Linked DNA regions of Homo sapiens: region 2 is linked to region 1. Evidence: chromatin contacts called from ENCODE Hi-C data. All regions are on one chromosome and are shown on one strand. Each heading gives the region's core, a stretch centred on a gene start or an enhancer-like site at or near the end of the contact. The rest is flanking DNA. Distances are from core to core; before and after follow the strand shown.

Evidence for each region. A loop is a pair of places that touch in the nucleus more often than their neighbours do.
Region 2: a loop to region 1 is called in a map of CD4-positive, alpha-beta memory T cell, with 2.6 times the contacts of the local background. The contact joins the enhancer-like site here to the promoter of EID3 in region 1. A Hi-C loop is called at or near these places in 1 of 168 maps with a recorded cell type or tissue (CD4-positive, alpha-beta memory T cell).

The regions. Positions count from the first base shown.
Region 1 is chr12:104,300,863-104,305,613 of GRCh38, reverse strand. It overlaps EID3 (EP300 interacting inhibitor of differentiation 3), which reads right to left and starts at 1,875. Exons shown (of 1, transcript NM_001008394.3): 1 at 409-1,875. The coding sequence starts at 1,679. The coding sequence ends at 678. All of the region lies in intron 4 of TXNRD1 (thioredoxin reductase 1), which reads right to left. RefSeq lists enhancers at 1,438-1,497, 1,528-1,767, 1,075-1,947, 3,739-3,908, 4,447-4,616 and a silencer at 1,808-2,037.
Region 2 is chr12:104,492,167-104,496,917 of GRCh38, reverse strand. The region is part of intron 1 of CHST11 (carbohydrate sulfotransferase 11); the gene reads right to left. Among named protein-coding and RNA genes, the nearest start is that of CHST11, 38 kb to the right of the region's middle. RefSeq lists enhancers at 2,641-2,830, 3,453-3,622 and a silencer at 4,707-4,751. Within about 2 kb of position 1,962, at least 13 of the 41 ENCODE cell types and tissues checked have a DNase peak (open chromatin) inside an H3K27ac peak, as active enhancers do.

The DNA.
Region 1 (4,751 bases), core at 626-3,125:
TTCTAACAATTCCATGCATTTGACCTTGCTATTCTCTTGCCTAGAATGCCTTTTCCTTCTTCGTGTTTCTACTCACCTTTCACCCTTAGCTGATACCTCAACTACTACAGCAGAGACACTACTTTTGCTGAGTACAATAACAGAAATTGTTTAGAATATGGATACTCACTCATAAATCCTAAGTCTTCCTTGCAATGACTTTTTTAGTCTTAATGTTGCATATTCACTGCCTTACAGACAGGTTTTTTTTTTTAACTTTTGTTTTTTACCCACTCTTTGCCCAACCTGGTTAGGAACCCTTTCTGGGATTCTCTTGGTTCCCTATGACAGAGAAAGCAACGCATCACAGAGCATCATCACTGATTTTCGTAAATTATTATGTTTTGCAAATTATCAAATATCCCTTAATTTGGTATCCAAAACTTGTTTTTATTAATAGTCTTAAAGGGCATTCAATAAAACGTTCCCATAAATATGCCAGTGAATTTGTTTTAATAACAGAAGATCATGACCTTATAAATTACTAAGAAAAATATGCTGCACAGTAAAACAATGTCTGATGTTCTTGAAAATACTTTTTCACTTTACAAGAGATACAATATGTGCTTCAGTTTACATTTTACTCTCCATCTAACTTCAGAAAAAAAACACAAAAAGGATGCTATACTAAGAAATCTTTAGTATGAGGAGTATGTAATCATAGCCTCAGAAATTTCAAAAGCTGCCACAATGTTTTTCCACTCCTGTAAAGTCAAAGATATAACTCCCTGTTTCCTGCCATGGCAACTGGAATCATTTCCCTCACCCATTTGGTTAACATTCATCGGCTCTAATATTGGCAGCCTGTCTTCATCAAGCCTTATTCTTGCAAAACCATCTCTTACAATAAAAGAAACATAAAATATATTCTCCACAGTACGAGAAAAAGAGTTTGGATCAATCACAAACTCAAAATAGGACACAGGAGTATCAGGATACTTTCGAAAGTAGGTTTGCAACAATCCCAAAATCCTTTCTACGTTTTTTTCTGTCGCTTCTGGATAACTACTCAGGTCCAACTTCTGCAACTTTGTAGGCATGTTGCCATTTTCTTCCATCTTGCGAACTTTTTTCTGGTGTTCAAGTCGGGGCTTTGGTGCAGAACGTTCTAGCTTGAATGAACCAAAAACAAAATGGAATGTCTCAGCTTTTACCATCCAGGATGTTGCTTCCTTTTCTATTGCCTTCCAGAAGGAAAGAGCTATGCTATCATCACAATCACTCAACTTGTCAGGATCGCCTTCCATCCAATTCAGACCCACGAACAGAAACAGAAAGTCACAAAATGCTAACTGATTAAAGAAGTTCATATCTGAGTTTAACTGCTTTGCCTTTTCTTTACCCAAATCAGAAGCCATAACAAGAAACCGGGCGTCGAGGGCTGCTTCTCTGGTTCGGCTCACGCCATCAAAGAGGACGTTGGCTTCCTCCAGAGCCTCGGTTAAGGAGTTGTTCGCCGAGCTCACGATGTCCTCCCGGTTCTGCCGCACGCAGTACATGAGCTGCCGGTACTGCCTGCGGATGCTGCGGCACTTCTCCTCGTCAGCGGTGAGCTCCAGGAGCTTTGGGTCTACGTCGGCCTCCCCAGAGCTGAGGTCGTCGGAGCAGCCCGCGGCCCTCACTGACACATCCATCTTCATCAGCGCTCCCTCCGCCGCCGCCTACTTCGCCGCGTACTCGCTACCGGGGATGATCACGAGCTGCTCCTCTCCTTTCTCTTCGTCTCCCTTCCGGGAAGCTTTTTCAACCAACATGCCGGCCACGGGTATCTCTGAGGTAACGGCCCTCCCAGCGTGTGGAAAGTGGCGGCAGTTAGAGCCGAGGACGCCCGCCCATGCGCACTAGCGGCCCGGCCCGGCGCGACCCGCCCCCAGCACGCTCCGCGGGAAGACAGCCCCGCCCCGGCCCGGCCCAGCCACAAGCCGAGGCGCTCGCTCATAGACCAGCGCGGCGCTCCCAACACGCGCAATGATGGGCCCTGACCTCACACGCGACTAATGCCCGCTCAGGGGACAGCTATTCTTTTTCAAAGCGTTTACCGACTGGATCACCTCACTTTAAAAAAAAACACTTTTGGACAACTTTACACAAAACTATTGAGGAGACTAAAGGTCCTGCGCTTTAAAACGCTCGCTGCCATCATATACTGCAGTGAGGTCGACCTGGTTTTGGTTTTTTGTGAACTAAATCTGGCTGGACTGTAAACCGTCGGTAAGGCCAAGGACCGTGAAAAGCAGAAACTCCATTAAGCAGGCTAAACTCTCAGTTCTTTTGCAAGGTGGTGTTTGGACTCATTATACAAATGTAAATCGGGTTAATTACTTTCACATGTCCTCTTAAAAACCAAGCCCCCTCCAATACCCATCCTGAGTATCTGTGGGATCGGGGGAGCCTCCAATATCCGTGCTAACCCCTGCAGGAAACTGGGTGCTGGGCACGGGCATTACTCAGGTGAACTTTGGTTCTCCACTACCCAGGAGTGGAAGAATAGAATGGGTAGAGATCTCTGCAAAAGAGCTATTTACTTGGAAGCTTGCCAACAGCTAAAGGCCACCGACACTGAATGGGTAGTAACTCTGAACCCTAAAAGGTGGGCAAAGCTATGAAAATTTCAGATACAGTCTAAGGATATGAAAGCTTAATCTGTAAACTGGGTGAGTAATCTGCGTGGGAAAATTTACCCATTGGATTTAATGGGGTCACTGGAAACTCAAGTGCAGTTAAAGACGTGACTCCTTATCTGTCTCACCAGCAGCAAATAGCAAAGTATACATAACAATGGGAATGGCCGGGCGCGGTGGCTCACGCCTGCAATCCCAGCACTTTGGGAGGCCGAGGCGGGCGGATCACGAGGTCAGGAGATCGAGACCATCTTGGCTAACCCGGTGAAACCCCGTCTCTACTAAAACTACAAAAAATTAGCCGGGCGCGGTGGCAGGCGCCTATAGTCCCAGCTACTCGGTAGGCTGAGGCAGAAGAATGGCGTGAACCCAGGAGGCGGAGTTTGCAGTGAGCCGAGATCGGGCCACTGCACTCCAGCCTGGGCTATAGAGCGAGACTCCGTCTCAAAAAAAAAAAAAAAAAAAAAGGGAATGAATACATCTGGTTTTTAAAGAGAACATGCACACAAACAACCCATGAGCATCAACAGCTTTTCAAACCTGCAACAGGTACACCTTAAAAAAAAAAAGACACCCACAATTGCACCTGTCCAATTGCCAGTTTCATAGCACCAGGAAGTAAATTAGCCCTACCTTCCTTTATGCATATAGACTTGTTCTATTTCTTTAGCATTAGCAGAAAGTTTTTTGTAAATGTATAAACAGCAAAATCTAGTAGTATTAAGTTACTCCAAAATCCTTATATTACCATTTGCTCCCAATTATTTTATTAACTAGGGGTAATTCAGGGAGATACGTGCATTTTTCAAAACACCATGCATTACGGTTAGTTGTACATATATATGATCCTACCCTATTAGATTGTTGGCTTCTCAAAAACAAAAGCTGCGTTTTAGATCTTCCAAACATAGCTGTTTTTACACGGAGATGCACTTATGTACTGAATGTATAACTTAAAATAGATTTAAAACTATCCCAGCATCTACTGCAAGTTATTTGGCAGCAAAGATTTAAGTTCACAGATTCGTGGAATTAATCCTACACACTGAAAGGAAAAGTTGACTGCTCTTCAGAAAAAGTTCTTATCCCTCTTCTAAAATAAAGGAAAAATGAAAGAAAGGTAAGTTGAGACCCAGGATCATTCAAGGATCGTATCTGTCCCTAGTCTGGCCAATTACAAACTAGTATTTGAACTTGTTTTAAATCTTAGGTGAAAATACAGTTAAGAATTCCAAGACCCAAATCCAAAAAAGTCTGCTTTTACAGTGAACGATATTCTTAGGAGCTTCTCACATCCACTTTAAATTCAACAAAAGCAGCCGGGCACGGTGGCTCACGCCTGTAATCCCAGCACTTTGGGAGGCTGAGGCGGGCGGATCACGAGGTCAGGAGATCAAGACCGTCCTGGCTAACACGGTGAAACCCCGTCTCTACTAAAAATACAAAAAATTAGCCGGGCGTGGTTGCAGGCGCCTGTAGTCCCAGCTACTCTGGAGGCTGAGGCAGGAGACTAGCCTGAACCCAGGAGACGGAGCTTGCAGTGAGCCAAGATCGCGCCACTGCACTCCAGCCTGGGCGACAGAGCGAGACTCCATCTCAAAAAAAAAATTCAACAAAAGCTACTTACAAAAGAACTCTAACAGATAAGCCAACCCTTCCCACCCTATGGTGCCTATTTTCTTCTGGCTCAGAGGAAGGAAAATAGGCTGACACCAATTTGCTACATAAAGACCCTTTCATCTAAGAATTTCAAAATGCCTTAGAAAACTATATTCTCCCAACCTGCTTATAAAGTATTACTAATACCATTTACAGGGATTTCTCAGGAGATAACAGCCCACACAACTTGCTCAGAGCAACAGAGCATATCGAGGCAAACATTAAGTTGTGATTTACAGTGCTGAATGCATTCTATGCTAGATCTCCAAGAACTTTATTAACATGTAACTTAGATCATCCTAAGAAAGGCAGACTTGCATTATGTTCCACCTTTAAAAATCTGCCTTTAGGCCAGGTGCGGTGGCTGACACCTGTAATCCCAGCACTTTGGGAGGCCGAGGTGGGTGGCTCACCTGAGGTCAGGAGTTTGAG
Region 2 (4,751 bases), core at 713-3,212, 190 kb before region 1:
GGGAGTCAAGCAGGCCCCTCTTCCCCACCTCCAGTGGAAAGTTTTTCTGGATGGCAAATTCTTGTGGATTTCTCAGTTCCACGATCCTCAAAACACACCATACATAAAACATCCTACAAACTCTCTAGGATTTTGTTGCAGGAAACAACATCTCATATTTTCTTTGTCTTGTTTAAAAAAAAAAAAAGTTTTGAGGATTAGTCTATGACTTGAGCTCTTGACAGAGACTTCATTTCATAGCACCAAAATAAGAAAAATGTTCACAAAACATATCAAAGAGTGAAGAGAGGCCCTGCAGACTTAATTGGCCCTGTTAGAATGGCCCTGTGCCATTATTTACTGATAGGATTACCAGATGTGAGTGTGGAATTGGTCCCCCAACTTAAAATAACATAACGGATTTTTTTCTAATGTAATTTGAAGCATTTGTTAATACAATAATCCAACACAAACATTACAGCTGATTTGGGGAATTGTGGCCAGCAGTCACTTCAACAGTGCCTAAAGGCCTCTGGCCCATTATTAGGTCTAGTCAAAAAACAAAATTAAATATGATAAAGATTAACAAAAATTAAACCAACTGTGTCACATTGATTTTTTATTTGACAGGCATTATAGCACATGTATGGCTTTCCAGAAAATCTGGTGGCTCTAAGAGTGAACCTTCTAATGCAACAATAACTCATCAACACACCTTCCTCCCCACTGCCACACACACACACAGATTTGGAATAGAAACCAAACTCAAAGTGGAATAGTGTCAAGAAAAAAATGTTGTGCCTCTCTCCTCACATTTTCTATTATTCATTTAACAAGGGAATTCAAACCAAAAAAGTACAGAGTATTTTACAAGCCCAGGGCTTAGGAGACTAGGCCACTATTTCTAAAGCCCTCGCTTAAGTCTGCTATCCGAGGCATCAGTGATGACTGAGGCATGGGCCTTATTCCAAGTTTTCATTCCTGGGCACTTCAAGGAACTCCATTCAGGAGTCAGGATGTCATTATCTTCTATAACTTTCTTGATATGGGTCAGCTGAAGATGTGAATTTTAAAGAGCATAGTCAATTAGGAAAAGAAAGCCAGAGAACACCCTAGTAGCCAGACGGTTGGGTTCAAATCCAGGCACAGGCTTCAGTTCGTTGTGTGACCTTGTATGAGTTCCTTACATTCTCCAAGCCTCAATTTCCTCATCTATAAAATGGGTAAAAATGGAACCTCTTCCTCACAGAGATGTAATGAGAATTAAGTCATGCAAGATGCTTAGAACACTTAATAAGCACTCAATAAATAGTAGTTATCAATTTTTATTAGTACTAATTTATGTATTGGTTACCTGAAGTATAAATAATAAAACTACACTGTTTAACCATAATAAGATATTCCTTTACACCTACTAGGACTGTGACTATCAAAAAAAAATAAAATTAGAAAGTAACAAGTGTTGGCAAGGATGTGGGGAAACTGGAACCCTTGTGTACTGTTGGTAGGAATATAAAATGGCACGACCACTGTGGAAAAGAGTGTGGTGGGCCCTCAAAAAATTTAAAATAGAATTACCACAAAACCTGGCAATCCCACTTCTTTCAATTCTTTCAAAAGAATTGAAAGCAGGATTCCGGAGAGATATTTACACACCTATGTTCACAGCAGCAGTATCCACAACAGCCAAGACACAGGAACAACCCAGATGCCCATCAACTGAAGAACAGATAAACAAAATGTGGTGTACACATACAATGAATTATTCAGCCTTAAAAAGGAAGGAATCCTGTCACATGCTACAACATGGACGAACTCTGAGGACATTAAGCTAAGCAAAATAACCCAGTCCCAAAAACAGAAATACTGTATGACTCCACGCATCTGAAGTGTCTCAAGTTATCAAACTCATAGAAACAGAAAGTAGAACGGTGGTTACTGGAAGCTCAGGGGGTCTGAGAAAATGGGGAGTTGTTGTTTGCTTAGTGGGTACAGCATGTCAGTTTCGCAAAACAAAAAAGTTCTGGAGATCTGTTGCACAACAGTATGAATATACTTACCACTGCTGACCCGTACTCTTAAAAAGGATTAAAATGGTAAAGTTTACATTGTGCTTTTTTAACCACAATTTTACATTTTTAAAATTATTTTTAAAAATCTACCCACAAAACAAAACACCCTGAATTGTTTAAGTGTTTTACAAAATGAACTCTAGATGCCTCCGAGTCAATCAGTGAGCCCGCACCCCACCCCACAGTTATTATTCTGAATTCGTGGTGACTTACAGAGCTAATACGCCTACGACATTGTTCTGAGAAGCGCTGGAACCCATCCTCGGCAGTCAGCTGCTAGCAAGAGGATCAAGATCAGAGAAGTTTTGTGAAGTTAACTTTAAAAGGAATATTCTGACTTAGAACGGATTCTATTTTAATGCTTTGAGACAAAAATCCTTCCCCTGGGAAACTGCCTCCAACTCACTTGTCACATCCTCAGAAGTGGAGACCCTGTTTTTCATTTCTGAGATGTTATCACTGAGACATTCAAATAAGAGCAGTGTTGAAGAACAGTGACATGTGATGTGGTGGCTTTAAGGCAGTGACGGGCTATAGACACTAAGAGGCCAAGGCCAGAGGGGTCAGCTCACAAGCTCACAAGCTCCTGCCTTTGCTTCGTGGTGCAGGCTCTGTCTCTCATCGGCACGGCATCTCTTCAGAGGGGATCTCCTTGGAGATTTGGGGAAATCAGCTCAATTTTGTCACCCAGCCTGTAGTCCCAAGTCCTCGTGACTGTGGATGGGCCAGGAATGTGGCTTCACATACAGACATCTTGTTAGGCCAGGCACGGTGGCTCACACTATAATCCCAACACTTTGGGAGGCCAAGGCAGAAGGCTTGCTTGAGCCCGGAAATTCAAGACCAGCCTGGACAATACAGTGAGATCTCAAAAGATTACCCAGGCATGGTGGTGTGTGTGTTTAGTCCCAGCTACTTGGGAGGCTGGGGTGGGAAGATCACTTGAGCCCAAGAGATGGAGGCTGCAGTGAGCCAAGATGGTGCCACTGCACTTCAGCCTGGGTGACAGAGCAAGACCCAGTCTCAAAAAACAAAACCGAACACCCTGCTGCTGCACATGTGATACCACAGGCAGCATCACACCCACTGATGAAATGTGTCCGAAGGGACGGCCCTCCACAAACTGTAAATGTGTCTTTCTACATCCAAGTCTCTCTTGTCTTTCCGTGCCTACCAGGGTGAGTCACTTTGAGCATTTGCCTGAGCCAGAGTTGAGGGAAGGGTAGAGACGGCAAGGAAGGAAGCTTTGATGGAACGCCTTCAGGCCTTCAAACTCTCCCTCCATTTCCCACTTCTGAGGCATTTGACACACATTCGCATACACTATTTCCACCCCTCTCACCAGGACATGTCCAAAGCCACTGGATTAGAAGCCACAAAATGTACTTCATTCACCAACGAACCCTCAGCACCTGGCACCTCATAGGTGCTCTGTTAAGGGAATGACAGGTGTACTTCAAGAACACCTATGTCTATTAAAGAGCAAATTAAGTAGCCCAAGGCCTACCTGGTTCCAGGGCAAAAACATTCTCTTCCACATCCATCATCTGATGAGAAAGCAATAAACATCTTGCCACATTACTGGATACCAGCTCCAAGGTAAACACTAGGATCAGCGGCTCCTGCCTGAATGTGAATGGCTGAGGCCATCTGCATTGCTTGCAAACCACTGAGCCATCGTGCACCATTTCCATTAGTTTTATTTCACTTTCCGATCTTTTTTTGGTCAAAAACATCTGACCTCACTGACAGTAGGAAACACAGCTATAGGTAAGTGTGCATTTCATTTCCACTTCATTTTCCTCAGTTACGTCCTGGATTTTTTTTTTTTCCTGAGACTGGGTCTTGCTCTGTTGCCCAGGCTGGAGTGCACTGGTGTGATCTCGGCTCACTGCAACCTCCGCCTCCCGGGTTCAAGAAATTCTCCTGCCTCAGCCTCCTGAGTAGCTAGGATTACAGGTGGACACCACCATACCCGGCTAATTTTTGTATTTTTTAGTAGAGACGGGGTTTCACCATGTTGGTCAGGCTGGTCTCAAACTGCTGACCTCGTGATCTGCCCGCCTCGGTCTCCCAAAATGCTAGGATTACAGGCGTGAGCCACCGCACCCGGACACATCCTGGATTCTTATTACTAAAACCTTAATCAGCTCAACTGATGTCATGTCCCATGGTAGTATCTTCAAACTGTATCTTGTTCCAGACACACAGATCAATAGCCAAAAGTGTAATCTTAAAAAGGGATCCTATTCTTTACTTGCAACTTCCAAAGGGCATTAAAAGGGATTTATTCATTTATTTAGTCAACAGTAATATTTACTAAGATTTTACTTTAGAGCAGGCAGGCACTGGGGTATGTGCCAGAGACACATAGTGAGGGGCAGAGAGACAGAAGTTCTGGCCTCAGGAACTTCTATTCTGGTTCGGGGAAATGGATGATAACAAGGAAAAAGAAGAAAGAAGCTAATTTTCAGAGAGTGATACATGCCTTTAAAATAAATAAAACACTTTGGGAGGTGGAGGCAGGCAGATCACAAGGTCAGGAGATCAAGACCATCCTGGCTAACACAGTGAAACCCCATCTCTACTAAAAATACAAAAAATTAGCTGGGTGTAGTGGTGGGTGCCCATAGTCCCAGTTACTCAGGAGGCTGAGGCAGGAGAACGGCATGAACCCAGGAGGTGGAGCTTGCAGTGAGC